Linked DNA regions of Homo sapiens: region 1 is linked to region 2. Evidence: chromatin loops called from intact Hi-C (ENCODE). Cell type or tissue: HepG2. All regions are shown on one strand. Links, peaks and the distances in the headings refer to the core of each region. The heading gives the core; the rest is flanking DNA. Region 1 overlaps CXorf58 (chromosome X open reading frame 58). Region 2 has its middle 72 kb from the start of SUPT20HL2.

Region 1 (8,338 bases), core at 76-8,075, 320 kb before region 2:
TTTTTTAAATTCTTGTAACTTCTCAGAACTTAATTACAAAGTAAATGTGTTATTCTTATTTACATTTGTTATGTGAAGAAACCGAGGCATGACTCTGTGGCTAAAAGTTGCCATGAGAGTAGCTCTCATCTCCCATTCTGTATTCAGTCTTACACAGGTATGAGAATAGTTGTGAGTACACCAAAGTGTGGGTCTTACATCCTATGTGATCCATTTCATTACCAATTCTTTACATGCTCTGACATAGCCTTTACCCTGTATGCAAGAAACTATATGAACTATCTTAAGTATAAGGGGGAAAAGCAACTGAGCCCAAAACCTGATGCCAAATAACTAAATTTTTATCTTTATTTCAGATTTAGAGGTGAAACGTTTCCACCTTTCATCGTGTTTAAAATTTTTCTTCATACTGATGGCCATGGTTACAAGTATTTTAGTGGAAAAAATGTATTAATGCCGTCAAGTAAGGTGACGTTTCATGATGTACATTTTATGTTAACTTAGCTTTTTAACATCTACATAGTATCTGAATTGCATTCAAATTATACAGAATAAGTTATTTCACCATGAAACAGCCCACCAGGTAGGTAGTGTGTTTTTTTTTAAGCACCATGTTTCAAAGTGTCTCCACTTACTAGCTAAAAAAAAAAAAAAAAAAGACATTTGGAGTGAATTACTTAATTAAGGCTCTAGAAAATATCCATCCATTTTTATGTATTAAAATTTTTATTTGTTAATAATAGACTAGGCCAGGCGCAGTGACTCATGCCTGTAATGCCAGCACTTTGGGAGGCCGAGGCGGGCAGATCACCTGAGGTCAAGAGTTTGAGACCAGCCTGGCCAACATGGTGAAACCCCATCTCTACTAAAGATATAAAAATTAGCCAGGTATGGTGGCACATGCCTGTAATCCCAGCTGCTCGGGAGGTTGAGGCAGGAGAATCACTTGAACCCAGGAGGTGGAGGCTGCAGTGAGCCAAGATCGTACCACTGCACTCCAGCCTGGGCGACACAGTGAGACTCTGTCTCAAAAAAAAAAAAAAGACTAAAATTGGTCAGGGCTCTTAAATTATGCAGAACATTTAATTTAATGCCATTTTATTTGTTTTAATGGAATGTTATTATTTCTTTGATTCTGGTAGCACATTTAGAAAAAAAATGGTCTGGACTATGCTATTGAAAATGAACTTTCAGCCAGGCACGGTGGCTCATGCCTGTAATCCCAGCACTTTGGGAGGCCAAGGCGGGCGAATCACCTGAGGTCAGGAGTTCAAGACCAGCCTGGCCAACATGGTGAAACCCCGTCTCTACTAAAAATACAAAAATTAGCCAAGCGTAGTGGTGCATGCCTGTAATCCCAGATACTCAGGAGGCTGAGGCAGGAGAATTGCTTGAACCCTGGAGGCAGAGGTTGTGGGGAGCTGAGATCGCACCACTGCACCCCAGCCTGGGCAACAGAGTGAGATTCTATCTCAAAAAAAAAAAAAAAAAGAAAGAAAGAAAATGAACTTTCAAATATTTATCCTTTTTTCACATGAATTCTCATCATACTTATTTATTTCTTTATTTATTTTGAGACAGAGTTTTGCTCTTGTTGCCCAGGCTGGAGTGCAATGGTGCGATCTCAGCTCACCACAACCTCCACCTGCCAGGCTCAAGTGATTCTCCTGCCTCAGCCTCCCAGGTAGCTGGGATTACAGGCATGCACCACCACACCTGGCCAATTTTTGTATTTTTAGTAGAGACGGGGTTTCAACATGTTGGCCAGGCTGGTCTCGAACTCCTGACCTCAGGTGATTCGCCCGCCTCGGCATCCCAAAGTGCTGGGATTACAGGCGTGAGCCACCACACCTGGCACTCTCATCATACTTTTAAGTTTCATGAATATTCACCACAAATTGTGTCTACAGTATAGGAATCACCTGGGAATCTTGTTAAAATGCTGCCGCTGCTGCTGGTCCATAAACCACACTTTATTTTATTTTATTTTATTTTTTTGAGACGGAGTCTCGCTCTGTCGCCCAGGCTGGAGTGCAGTGGCATGATCTTGGCTCACTACAAGCTCCGCCTCCCAGGTTCACGCCATTCTCCTGCCTCAACCTCCCGAGTAGCTGGGACTACAGGCTCCCGCCACCACGCCCGGCTAATTTTTTTTGTATTTTTAGTAGAGATGGGGTTTCACCATGTTAGCCAGGATGGTCTCAATCTCCTGACCTCGAAACCACACTTTTTTTAAAATTCATTCAGCCACTCTATATCTTTTGATTGGAGAGTTTAGTCCATTTACATGAATGTTATTACTGAGAAGTACAGACTTAGTTTTGCCATTTTCATATTTGTTCTGGTTGTTTTGTGGTCTTCTCTTCCTTCTTTCCTTCCTTCCTGCCTTCCTTTTAGTGAAGGTGATTTTCTCTGGTGGTATGTTTTAATTTCTTGCTTTTTATTTTTTGTGTATCTGTTGTATGTTTTGGGATTTGAGGTTACCATGAGGCTTGCAAACAATATCTTATAACCCATTATTTTAAACTGGTGACAGATTAACACAGATTGCTTCAACAAACAAAAAAATAACAAACAAGCAAAGAGAAACCAAATAAAAACTCTGCACTTTAACTTCATCTCCCCACTTTTTAACTTTTTGTTTTTTCTATTAATATCTTATTGTATTGTCTATGTCTTGAAAAGTTATTGTAGTTATTATTTTTGATCAGTTCATCTTCTAGTCTTTCTATTCAACATATGAGTAGTTTACACACCACAATTGCAATGTTATAATACTGTTTTTCTGTGTACTTACTATTACCAGTGAATTTTGTACTCTCAGATTTCTTATTGTTTATTAATGACCTTTTCTTTCAGATTGAAGAATTCCCTTTAGCATTTCTTGTAGGACAAGTCTGTTATTGACAAAATTCCTAAGCTTTTGTCTGAGAAAGTCTTTATTTCTCCTTCATGTTTGAAGGATATTTCCACTGCATATACTATTCTAGGATAAAAGTTTTTATTTTTCCTTCAGCACTTTAAATATGTTACATCACTCTCTCAGCCTGTAAGGCTTCCAATGAGAAGTCTGCTGCCAGACGTATTGGAACTCCTTTGTATGTTGTTTGTTTCTTTTCTCTTGCTGATTTTAGGATTCTTTCTTTATCCTTGACCTTTGGGAGTTTGATTATTAAATGCCTTGAGGTAGTCTTTGGGTTAAATCTGCTTGGTGTTCTGTAACCTTCTTTACTTGGATATTGATATCTTTCTCTGAATTTGGGAAGTTCTCTGCTGTTATCCCTTTGAATAAACTTTCTACCCTGATCTATCTCTCTACCTCCTTTTTAGGGCCAATAATTCTTAGATTCACCCTTTTGAGGCTATTTTCTAGATCTTGTAGGCATGAGTCATTCTTTTTTATTTGTTTTCTTTTGTCTGCTCTAATTGTGTATTTTCAAATAGCCTATCTTCAAGTTCACTAATTCTTCTGCATGATCAGTTCCTCTGTTAGGAGACTCTGATGCATTCTTCAGTGTGTCCATTGCATTTTTCAGCTCCAGAATTTCTTTCTGCTCGATTATTTTTAATTATTTCATTCTCTTTGTTAAATTTATCTGATAGGTTTCTGAATTCCTTCTCTGTGTTATCTTGAATTTTGTTGAGCTTTCTCAAAACAGCTATTTTGTTTGTTTTTTGTTTTTTTACGTCAGAACATGAACACAAAAACAGCTATTTTGAATTCTCTATCTGAAAGGTTACATACCTCTGTCTCTCTAGGATTGATCACTGGTGCCTTATTTAGTTTCTTTGGTGAGGTCATGTTTTCCTGAATGGTCCTGATGCTTATGGATGTTTGCCAATGTCTGGGCATCGAAGAGTTAGGTATCGTAGTATTTACTGTAGTCTTTACAGTCTGCGCTTGTTTGTAACCTGTCCTTCGTGAAAAGGCTTTCCAAGTATTCAAAGGGACTCAGGTGTCGTGATCTAAATCTTTGGTCACTGCAGCCATATCTGCATTAGGGGGCACCCCAAGCCCAGTAACACTGTGGCTCTTGCAGACTTGTAGAAGTACTGCCTTGTTGTTCTTGGCTAAGATCCGGAAGAATTCCCTGGATTACCAGGCAGAGACTTTTGTTCTCTTTCCCTACTTTTCCCCCAATAAATGGAATCTCTCTCTTTCTGTACTGAGCAGCCTGGAGCTGGGGGACGGGTAAAACAAGCACCCTTGTGGCCACCACCACCACTGGGACTGCACTGGGTCGGACCTGAAGCAAGCATAGCACTGGGTCTCTCCCAAGGCCCACAGTGACCACTGCCTGGCTACCATTTACTCAAGGCCCAAGGGCTCTACAGTCAGCAGGTGGCAAATCCGGATAGGCTTGTGATGTAAACCACACTTTTAATAGCAAGGCTCTACAGTACAGGTTTTACTCCTTGGACCCTTATACATGACTATATTTAAGTTTTAAAAAGATGGACATTCTCATATTTGGCCATTTATAAACCACATATCAAAGGTTATTTTTCTGTAACCCTGGCAAGATCCCCCTTCTGGAAATGTACACAAAAACTGTGGCCCATCTTAAATCATGAGTTCTAGCATGTATGCAGGAGAGAAGACCACACAGCCTGGCAGTTTCTGATCAGATCCTGCATGTGCGGCATTGACTCTGAAGAGTTTTAGAAAAGGAAAAGGGACCACTTTTCTCCATGTTCTCAGGTAGTATCAGAGAAAATTTAACTTTATTTCAGAAAATTATCAAATGAAGCCAGGCTCGGTGGCTCATGCCTGTAATCCCAGCACTTTGGGAGGCCGAGGCGGGAGGATAACCTGAGGTCAGGAGTTCGAGACCAGCCTGGCCAACATGGTGAAACCCCGTTTCTACCTAAAATACAAAATTAGCCGGGTGTGGTGGTGGGCGCCTGTAATCCCAGTTACTTGGGAGGCTGAGGCAAGAGAATCGCTTGAACCCAGGAGGCAGAGGTTGCAGTGAGCTGAGATTGCACCATTGCACTCCAGCCTGGGCAACAAGAGCAAAACTCCGTCCAAAAAAAAAAAAAAAACACCTAGAAAATGAGCTACATGTTTTCATTATGGAATATGGTGTTTCAAGAACATTAATATTTATATAGATCAACTTCAAATGTGGAAGTATATGTTTATCCTACTTGAAGGATAAATTTATGCCACATTTATGTATAGAATAAGCTTGTAGTTACCCCTATAAAATATCATCAATTGTTTCTTTCCTAGGATTATATAATGAGGCTTTTTCAAGAACTGAAATCCTCCTGGGTCTACTCCTGCCACCCCCTTGCTGTACACAGGCTTGAGCAAATGAGAACCTTAGAGGCAGTGATTGGAAATCACTGCTTATGCATTAAAACCCATCATAATGCTGTATAATAACTTAAATTTTTGTTTAAATTAGCCCACAGATAGAAAAATATGCCTCCGTGCCTTTATCTTCTGTGCTACAACTTTCACTCTCCTGGGGTAGTCATTGTTAATGGTTTGCTGTGTATCCTTCATGTTTCCCATGAAAATACACACATAGAGATTTTTAAATTTTGTTCTTATTATAAAAGTGTGGTCATATTATTGACCTTGAATTTTTCACTAAACATCATAACGGGTTTTAAATGATCAGAACATACCCAACTTGAACAGTTTAAGGTTCCTTTTTCCCTTTAGTTCAGCTTCAAACTCTGGTAACACTTGGATTCATGGTTGATAGAAAACTTGTAAATATGGAATATTTCTCACTCTAAGCTTACTCAACTCTGTTGCTCTTTGTCTCTTTGTGTTTTTTGTTTGTTTTTGTTTTTTGTGTTTTTGTTTTTTGTTGTTGTTGTTGTTGTTTTTTAGACAAGGTCTTAATCTGTTGCCAAAGCTGGAGTGCAGTGGCACCATCTCGCAATCTTGGCTCACTGCAACCTCCCCCTCCCAGGCTCAAGCAATTCTCATGTCTTAGCCAGCTGAGTAGCTGGGATTACAGACATGTGCCACCATGCCTGGCTAATTTTTGCATTTTTTTTTAGTAGAAAGGAGGTTTTGCTATGTTGGCCAGGCTGATCTCGAACTCCTGGCCTCAAGCGATCTGCCCACTTCCGCCTCCCAAAGTGCTGAGCCTACTGAGCACTTTCTATCAAATATGATCTTAAACATTTTATGCACATTACTCTATTTAATTATCATAAACACTACAGTGTATTTTCTGTTATTATCCTCATTTTAAAAAAGACTGAGGGCCGGGTGCTGTGGCTCACGCTTGTAATCCTAACACTTTGGGAGGCCGAGGCAGGCGGATCACTTGAGGTCAGGAGTTTGAGACCAGCCTGGCCAACATGGTGAAACCCATCTCTACTAAAAATACAAATATTAGCCAAGCGCGGTGGCACGTGCCTGTAATCCCAGCTACTCGGGAGGCTAAGGCAGGAGGATCGCTTGAACCCAGGAGGCGGAGGTTGCAGTGAGCCGAGATTGCACCACTGCACTCCAGCCTGAGTGACAGAGTGAGAGTCTGTCTCAAAAAAACAAAAACAAAAACAAACAAACAAAAAAGACTAACTTGCCTAAGGTCTCACACCTGGAAAATGAAGGAACCGAGATCAAGACCTAGTAGCCTGCCTCCAAAGTCCCAGTTCTTAACCACTCCTGAGAGTTAGGAACTATGCTAAACAGCAGCATACACATTCTCTTAGATGGCCCTGCAATAACTCTGGTTAGGGACACATTATTCCCATTTTCCCTATTAGGAAGCTAGAAGTTGGAAAGACTTGCCAGGAGCATAACTGAGACTTGAACACTTCTCTGTGTTTCCACTGTACTATGTACATTTTGAGGTTAAAACAACCATGCAGTTATGGTGGTTTTGTTTATTCTGAACCTGTATGTAATTGGACTGTTCCAAACCAAGAAACTGTTCCAATGCATGGATACCAGTTATTACCTCTTCCATGAGTGACAGTTCCCAGTAGAAACAGGAAAGTGTCTTGAGATACTAGAGTAGCTTTACAAGCCCAAGTGTGGATCTAGGCCAGCAAATAGCCACAGAGCTGTGGGGGCTTCTGGCCACAGAGATGCTGAGTATCAGGATAAGTGCCAGATTTAGAGATGGCCCGCTTTGACGCTTTGAGTCACCCACTAAGAACAGAACCTGCCTCTTGAATCCTACCCTGATTGGCTGGTATCCTGGAATCTTTGCCTAGTTTTTGCCCTTGCTTTTCTCCTGGCTCTAGGCTCTTCTTTCCCATTGCTTCCTATGGAGAAGGACTTTCTTGACTTTGGCCATACACTGCAGATGTCTGAGAAAGAACATCTTGGCCATTGGACAGCAAACATTTCTCAAACCCCTCTCACAGGTGGGCAGAGAGCTTGCCCTATGCTGCCAGGCATGTTTTTCTTTGGCTGAGGGACCAGAATGGGCCAGACACAGATGAGGCACACAACTGAGGCACTGCACACATAAGGAAACTGGGTCTTGGAGAGATTGGTGGTGGTGGCTGAGTGGGGCAGTGTAGGGAGGACCTGTCAATAAATACCTTTTTGGGGAGGCTAAGGTGGGCGGATCACTTGAGGTCATTTCAGGACCAGTGTGGCCAAAATGGCGAAATTGTCTCTACTAAAAATACAAAAAAAAAAAATTAGCCAGGCATGGTGGCACGCACCTGTAGTCCCAGCTACTCAGGAGGCTGAGGCAGGAGAATTGCTTGAACCCGGGAGGCAGAGGTTACAGTGAGTCAAGATGGCACCACTGCACTCCAGCCTGGGCGATAGAGGGAGACTCTGTCTCAGAAAAAAAAAAAAAAACCCTAAATAAATACCTTTTGTACTGTGGCTCACGCCTGTAATCCCAGCACTTTGGGAGGCCAAGGCAGGCAGATCACCTGAGGTCAGGAGTTTGAGACCAGCCTGGCCAACATGGTGAAACCCCATCTCTACTGAAAATACAGAAATTAGCTGGGCGTAACCCCAACACTTTGGGAGGCCGAGGCAGGTGGAACAGAAGATCAGGAGTTCGAGACCAGCCTGGCCAACATAGTGAAACCCCGTCTCTATTGAAAACAAAAATTAGCTGGGCATGGTGGTGCACGCCTGTAGTCCCAGCTACTCAGGAGGCTGAGGCAGGAGAATCGCTCGAATCCAGAAGGCGGAGGTTGCCGTCTGCCGAAATGGCACCTCTGCACTCCAGCCTGGGTGACAGAGCAAGACTCCGTCTCAAAAAATAAAAATAAAAATTTTAAAAACCCTTTTTTAGTAACTTCAGCTAAAGTAAATTATAGTTATGCCTACAGAAATTCCTAAAGCAGAAATTATATGGTCTTCATACCTGTTCAGTGTACAATTACTTGT
Region 2 (8,338 bases), core at 19-8,018:
ATCAGACCTTAAACCCCAAAGATGGTTTACAGCACTCCAAATATAACCCAGGCCCTATGCCCCTTGCTTTGCTGGAGAAGGGACAGGACAGTCAAGAACTATCCCCTGCATGACCTTTTCCTGTCTTTGTCTTCTACTTGGGAAAAAGCAAAGTATTCTGGGTGATTAGAGAGGTAAAACGTGTAGCATGCCCACACCCTCAGCCAAGGAAACATACGAAGTTGGTTATTTCCTTCATCTTCTGTGCCATATGGAGTCTAAAGATCTTGGAAGGTTGGCCCTTATCCATTCAACTCATCTTATGTACCTGTGTCCGGTCCTTCAGTCAGTAGAGAGTGACCTCCTTGAACCATTTCCTTCCCATCTTTGTCCCTTTCCCCATATTCCTTAGTCTTTTTATCTGTTATCCTCTTTCATCTTCCTGTCTCCTCTTCTGTCATGGACTGTCAGTTACATTGTAGCCCATCCACTTTCCCTCTTGGATAGAGGTGAGGGGGAGAAACCTTTAGGGTCCTGAAGGTGGAAGTCGACAGTGGAAGAGTTCATCGTGATGCCGTGACTTGTGGGTGAAATAGTTATAAAGCAATCAGACATTTCTGTGAAGGAGAACTTCCTGTTGGTGTATATTTTGAACTTAATTATGCTGAAAGAGTTCGTGTCTCCTTCTCAACATTTAATTAGTTTTTTTTTTTTGAGATGGGGTCTCACTATATTAAGCCCAGGCTGTTTCAAACCCCTGGCCTCAAGTAATCCTCCCATCTTGGCCTCCCAAAATGCTGGGATTACAGGTGTGATCAGTTACGTTTTTAAAAAGCCCTCTTATCACCCCTAACTTGGGATGTGGCAGGCTCCTTGAGGTGGAGTGGAAAGAAAAAAAACACACAAAACTATCTCTCCATAAGCTGTTCCTTGTGTTGGTTGAGCTTGGTGCCTGTCTTTCGTGGCAATGGATTTCTTCAGGTGTCCTGTGGTTTTTGTCTGTGTGCTCCTTTTGCTGTGTGAGATCTTCTGCTTTTGCGGCTACGGATGCTGGCTCTGATGGAGAAGCTTGTTTTGAGGATTATGGGGTTGAGTGGAGTGGGGCTGCCTTTGTCACTTGGGGAATGGTGGCCCCGGGGGCAGTTTTAGGCAAAGAGTAAGCACAAGCCCTTAGAGAAAATGGGAGAGAGGAGAGGGGGCGAAGAGGGGGCTGAGCGGGGGCGGAGGTGGGAGGGTAGGGAAAGGGAGAGAAAGAGGGAGAGAAAGAGAGAGAATATTCCACATGTAGTCTTCAAATTAACCACCTGGAAGATTGTCCCATGACCCCTGCACACTCCATCTATTGCTCCCCAATTTTTCCAGTCTCCTTCCTCAGTTTCCTCTTGGGTTTGTTCTCACCTTCTGTTTTTCCTTCAAGAGTTCCTCAAATCTTTTGGTTTATAGTGTTTGGCTTTCTAGTGGTATTATACATAAATAATTAAAAAATTTTTTTCCTGTGATTTCAGTCATTTGGAAGGGATTTAGGTGCATGTGATCCATTTGAAATTTGTATCTAAATGCCAGGAGGCTGCCTTGGAAGGGCGCAAGCTCCCCACCGTGACAGGCTTCTGTGTTTAAGTAGAAGGAAGAAGGAGAATATTTAAGTATGTGACAGGGAATTACTCCACGTTGATGAATTTCAAAAAATGTTCACTGTGACCTGTAAGAAGAAATACATTTTACATAGATGTTCATTCATGATACAGGTAACTGAGACAAGAGTTTCATTAAACAATGTTTACCCTATGTGTAAGGCATCGTGAATTTTTTTTTTTTTTTTTTTTGAGATAGAGTCCCACTCTGTTGCCCAGGCTGGAGTGCAGTGGTACAGTCTCGGCTCACTACAGCCTCTGCCTCCCGGGTTCAAGCGACTCTCTTGCCTCAGCCTCCCGAGTAGCTGGGGACTATAGGCACCTGCCACTACACCAGGCTCATTTTTTTTATTTTTAATAGAGACGGTTTCACCATGTTGGCCAAGCTGGTCTTGAACTCCTGACCTCAGGTGATCCACCTGCCTCGGCCTCCCAAAGTGCTGGGATTAGGGATTACAGTCATGAGCCACCGCGCCCAGTCTGATTTTTTCTGAGTCAGGGTCTCCTCTGTCGCCCAGGCTGGAGTGCAGTTGGATAATTATAGCTCACTGCAGCCTCCGCCTCCCAGGCACAAATGATCCTCCTACCTCAGCCACCTCAGCCTCCTGAGTAGCTGGAATTACAGGTGTACACCATCATGCCTGGCTAATTTTTATATTTTTTTTGTAGAGACAAGGTTTCCCCATGTTGCCCAGGCTGGTCTCGAACTCTTGAGCTCAAGTGACCCACCCGCCTTGGCCTAAGTGCTGGGATTACAAGCATGAGACACTGTGCCTGGCCACATTGTGATTTTTCTATTGTATTTCATGAAGACATTCATTTATCTAAATATGGCACTAAAAGCACAAGAAACAAAAGAAAAAATAGATAAATTGAACTTCATCTAAATTAAAAGCTTGCATGTTTCAGGGGACATTATCAAGAAAGTGAAAAGATGGGGGAAAGTTTTGAAAATCATACATATGATGAGGGTTTAATATCCAAAAAATATAAAGAACTCCTACAACTCAAGTACAAGCAAACGACCCAATTTTTAAATGGGCAAAAGACTTAAATAGACATTTCTCCAAAGAAGACTTAGACATGGACCAAAAGCACATGAAAAGATGCTCAACGTCATTAGTCATTAGGTAAATGCAAATTAAAACCACAATGAGATGTTACTTCATACCCACCAGGATGGTTATTATAAAAAAATGGAAATAACAAGTGTTATGGGGATACAGAGAAATTGGAACCCTTGTATATTGCTGGTAGGAATGTAAAACGTTGCAGCTGCTGTGGAAAACAGTATGGTGGTTTTTAAAAAGTTAAACATAGAATTACCATATGATCCGGCCTGGCTCACACCTGTAATCCCAGCACTTTGGGAGGCCAAGGTGGGCAGATCATTTGAGGTCAGGAGTTCGAGACCAGCCTGGCCAACATGGTGAAACTGCGTCTCTACTAAAAATACAAAAATCAGCCGAGCGTGGCGGTGCATACCTGTAGTCCCAGCTACTTGGGAGGCTGAGGCAGGAGAATCGCTTGAACCCAGGAGGTGGAGATTGCAGTGAGCCGAGATCATGCCACTGCACTCCAGCCTAGGCAACAGAGTGAAGACTGTCTCAAAAAAAAAAAAAAAAAAAATTACCATATGATCCAATACTTCCAATCTGAGGTATATACCCCAAAGAATTGAAAACAGGAACTAAAGTTCTGATACATGTTACAACATGAATGAACCTTGAAAATGTTGTGTTAAATGAAACATACCAGATGTAAAAGGACAAATAATATATTATCCACTTATATGAAACATCTGGAATAGGCAAATTCATAGAGGCAGAAGGATAGAGGTTACCAGGGGCTGGGGAGAGAAAGAATGGGAAACTATTGCCTATGCTACAGTTTTTGCTTGGGATGATGAAAAAGCTCTAGAAATAGATAGTGGTGATATTTAAACAACTTTTTTTTTTTTTTTTTTTTGAGATGAAGTCTTACTCTGTTGCCCAGGCTGGAGTGCAGTGGCGCTATCTCGGCTCACTGCAACCTCTGCCTCCAGGGTTCAAGCGATTCTCCCACCTCAGACTCCTGAGTAGCTGGGATTACAGGCACCCTCCATTGTGCCTGGCTAATTTTTGTAGAGACAGGGTTTCACCATGTTGGCCAGGCTGGTCTTGAACTCCTGACCTCAGGTGATCCACCCGCCTTGGCCTCCCAAAGTGCTGGGATTACAGGCGTGAGCCACCGCATCTGATCTAAACAACATTTTAAATATACATAATGCCACAGAATTGTACACTTAAAGTGATTACAATGATATATTTTAGGATATGTACATTTTACCATTTACCAAGAAATATTGTGATATAAATTTACTTATCAAAATCCACCAAGTTATTTTGATCCACGAATAAGTCACATACAATAGGTAGAAAAGCACTGCTAGATTATCTTTAATAACAACCTAGATATTTTAGCCATATGAAGAAAGGTTTAAAAGTTATGAATTGGTACATTGTGAATGGCGCAGCCACGTTTTTTTGAAGTATATTTTGTTAGGCACAAATGATCACATGTTGAATTTATCAGTTGTGATGCTAACTTAAGGGACCCTTAGTGTAGAATGACTGTTCTCTTAGTAAAACATCCTGGCTTGCGTGCAAAAACCTTACATGTCGTTATAATTTGCCACCATACGTGTCAAAATCTGCAAGAAAATTTGAAAATCATCTAAATCACTTAGAATGGTAACAGAACGGAAATTAATCATAATTTTTTAAAGAACAATTGCATAATACGCAAAAATTCCCTATTAACAAGAATATTTGATTGGCTGCTTAAATCTTTATTACCAGAGTTTGTTGTGTTAGGTGCTATTCTCAAGGGGCTGGGGACCCTTGTTCACAGTGATGGGTGCCACCTACTGGATATACTAATATTTTCTCTGACAACATCAGAAATTCTCTTTCAGGACTCTTTTGGAAGCGAGTATTCCCTCCCTTCCCTTCCCCCTATCCCACTCCCACTAGCCCCATGTTAACACAGCTGGAACGGAACACAGAATTCCCATGAGGCTATGACAGGCAGCTTCTGACCTGGATCCCCTGAGTGTGGGCTACACTAGTGACTTGCTTCTAATGAACAGAATAGGACAAAAATGATGGGATGTCCCATCTGAGATTAGGTTACAAAACACCGTGACCTTTTTTTTTTTTTTTTTTTTTTTGAGACATGGTCGTGCTCTGTCGCTGAGTCTGGAGTGCAGTGGCATGGTCACAGCTCACTGCAGCCTCAACCTCCCGGGCTCAAGCCATCCTCCCTAATAGCTGGGACTATAGGCACATGCCACCACTCCCAGCTCATTTTTGTATTTTTTTGTGAAGACAGGGTTTTGCCATGTTGGCCAGGCTGGTCTCAAACTCTGGTCCTCAAGTGATCCGCCCACCTCGGCTTTCCAAAGTGCTGGGATTACAGGCATGAGCTACCACGCCTGGCCAAGACTGTGGCTTCTGTCTTGATTGCAAACTGTCTCTGATGCCTCTTGCGTGCTTGTTCTGAGGAAGCCAGCTACCATGCTGTCAACCACCCCATGCAGAGGTTCACATGGCCAGGAACTGAGAACAGCTTCTGGCCAACAACCAGCAAGAAACTGACGCCCTCAGGGGAACCAAGGCCCTTAGTCCAACAGCTTGTGAGAAACGGAATCTGGCCAACAACCACGTGAGTGAATTTGCAAACAGATCCTTCCCTTGTGAAACCTTTAGATGAGCCAGTAGCCCCGGTGAACATTCTGATTGCAGCCCTGGGAGAGACCCTGATTCCTGCAGCATAGAAACTGTGAGAAAAGAAATGTGTCGTTTTGAGCCATTACGTTTTAGGATAATTTGTTATGCAGCAGTAGGTAACTAATTCAGGGGCCCAAACTAATTCTGATGGATTTTCAAAAGCTTTAGAAGTTTCCTGTTTGAATTTGGCTTCATAAGCCTCAGTAAAAACTTTCTACTGTGCTTGCTCGTTTAGCCTGTTAGACCTTGTGTTCCCAGGGGAAAACTTTTGGACGCTTCTGGGGCCACTCAGTCTGTAGTCCTGCAAAGATGTCACAAAAGGTAAATCTTGATCATATACCATGTGAATGAGTGTTCGAAGGTTAGGTACACTTTCCAGAGGAACATGTATTTTTTTTTTTAATCATTAATTTTCTGTTGCAAGAGTATAACATGAATACACTCTCCTTATGAAAATAAGTACGTTATAAATAGAGTCCTCTTTGACAGTAACTCAATCTAGGTCCCTCTCCTCCCCACCTGTCCCCACCCTCAGTTATGAGTTTGGAGTAAATCTTTCCAGACCTAAAAAAAAAAAATTACATAAACACATGTGTTTGTTTTTGCAACAATGATACTCTCCTTCCATATCATTCACTTTTTTCATTACTCACTTTTTTCCACTCAACCATCTCATTCAGTTTTGAAATCCCTGTTGCTACATGTGGATCTAGTTAATTCTTAGCTATAAAAAAATGAAAACTTATTTTCCCACTGATGACTTATAGGTTGTTTCTAGATTTTCATTTTTTCCACACGATGCTACAGTGAACACCGCCTGCTTGTCCATGTCAGAGTGTCCTTTTCTAGGGAAGACACCTAAGACAGGAAATGTTGGGGAGGGGAGGGGAAATCATGTGAACATTTTAAAGACTTAGACACACTCCCAAATTGCTCACCAAAATGACCGTGCCAATTTATACTTCCTGCAGTAATGAAATTGCCTGTTTGCCCCAATCTTTGCCAAAATGTCATATTTTCCAATCTGGCAGGTGAAAATGATTTCTTGTTGTTTTAGTTTGCATTCCCCTGGTTATTAGTGAGGCTGACAATCTTTTCATATATTAATTGGCAGGTCCTCTCCCTTTTTACAGGGCTCCTATGAGAGGAGTTGTGTGTGTCTGTGTGGGGGTGTGGGGGTGGGGATTGGATTTGAGCCTTGGTGCCAACTACTTGGGGGAGTTGCATACCAGTTCTGAGAACATGAGCTGCCATTGCTGATGGCACTGGAGGAGACTGTGAGAAACTGAGATCACAGACAGCCTCTCCCTCTGGGGTGAGGAGGAGCCACTGCTTTCAGCAAGGTCACCAATCTAAAGAGAGCCACTGGGGTTATGCAGTCCACAAAGTGCTTGCTCACACCCACTGTGTGAAGGCAATGACAACAGGGTTAGGACATTGGCTGGACTGATGGCCTCCAATCAGTGCAAAATCAAAATAGGTTGCTGTTGCACCATGGGGGTAGGACAGAGGATGGCTGGAACTCAGGGGGCGTCCCTAGGTAACAGTTAATGGAATACCACTGAATACCCAAACAGGCAGGACTAACAAGGGCATGGACCCTCAGGAAGTAAAGCTTGGATCACCTCACACCAGCAAGGGAAGAGGAATTTGGATTGCATGAGAGAGGACAGGAGCCTCATAGCTACTTGCAAACACAAAGACTGTTGCTGATCCTCGAATTTTCTTCCTTGCCAAATATATATGTTCATAAACAATTTCTCATCTCTTTGGCTCCTTTTTCCTCAATGTGGATAAACTTGCTATTTAGACCATAGGTTACAGAATTGTGATGAAATTAGAAGAGGCAGAGGTCTGATCCAAAGATCTTTATCTTGGAGGTAGGTGCAGAAATGGAAGAGACTTTGGTGTGTCTCTCTTTGGGAAATGTGAGTCCACTTTCCGTTGTAAGAGGAAAAAATCACATTATTTTAGGCAACAGAATTTTGGAAAGTTTATCTATGGGAAGCTATGTCCAAAGGGATGGACTATTCCGTGGGGGAAGGCGGTACCACCCACATCCATTCATCCTTCCTGACAGCACGCATGATCACCTCTGGCCAGTTCCCTAGGTGTGCACCATCTTGGTGGAATGATAAATCGAGGATCTAGCAGAACTCTCACTACAGAAATGAAGAGGCCCCTGAAGGCAACATCTTCCAGATTCTTCCTCTAATCTCTTCAACAGAGCCAAGGTGCCAGCATGTTGCCGAAAGTATGTGAGGGTGACTCACTCCTCCGGAACTTTTAATCCTTTAATCCTAAACGGAGTGAAGCAAGTCTATTCATTCCAGAGGCAGTGCTGGGAAAGACTGTCAAACCATGGAGACTTTCTGGAACTCCCTGATTCTGTTTTGTTCCATTGGATGAATCTACTACAATTTATTTTTCTCTATCGACATCTGGGGCTATCTCGAATACTGCTGCTAGGAACATTCTTACACTTCTCTTTTGGTGCACATGCTCACACATTTTTCTTGGGCACGTACCCAGGAGTAAAACTGATGGGCTGTAGTTGTAAGATTGCAACATGCATTTTAGATTTGTTGAAGTCTAATGTTAACTGGCATTTTTGCCTACTTCCCAGACAATGCAAGGACTCTAGAACACTTCATTTATACCCTCTCCTGACCTATATGCCATTATAGCTGTGTATATTAAGCCTCCCAAGACATTATTTTCATTGTATTTTATAGTCAGTATTAATTTAGAATGGCCCACATATTTACAATTTCAGTTGCTCTTCATTCCTTCCTGCAAATACAAACTTTCATCTGGGATCAACTTCTTCCTGCCTGAAGGATACCTTTTAGTATTTCCTTTAAGGAAGTTTGTCAGCCTTTTGTCTGAAAATATTTTTATTTCACCTTCAATTTTGAAGGTTATTTCCAATTAATATATAATTTGGGATAGGCAGTT

The links. A loop is a pair of places that touch in the nucleus more often than their neighbours do. Peaks named below come from ENCODE experiments on the same cell type or tissue, not always from the same donor. Only the 100,000 strongest peaks of a DNase experiment are listed, where the experiment ranks them.
Region 1: a loop joins it to region 2, with 5 times the contacts of the local background. A loop is called at or near these places in 19 of 110 quality-filtered maps.

Annotation. Positions count from the first base shown.
Region 1 is chrX:23,915,861-23,924,198 of GRCh38, forward strand. CXorf58 (chromosome X open reading frame 58) reads left to right here. Exons shown (of 9, transcript NM_152761.3): 5 at 357-468. Among named protein-coding and RNA genes, the nearest start is that of CXorf58, 12 kb to the left of the region's middle. In HepG2, for the core only: a CTCF peak has its summit at 3,998 (motif pointing right); a DNase peak (open chromatin) is centred at 4,011.
Region 2 is chrX:24,237,736-24,246,073 of GRCh38, forward strand. No RefSeq gene overlaps it. Among named protein-coding and RNA genes, the nearest start is that of SUPT20HL2, 72 kb to the right of the region's middle. RefSeq lists an enhancer at 4,996-5,075. In HepG2, for the core only: a CTCF peak has its summit at 4,515 (motif pointing left); a DNase peak (open chromatin) is centred at 4,506; H3K4me3 peaks cover 750 bases.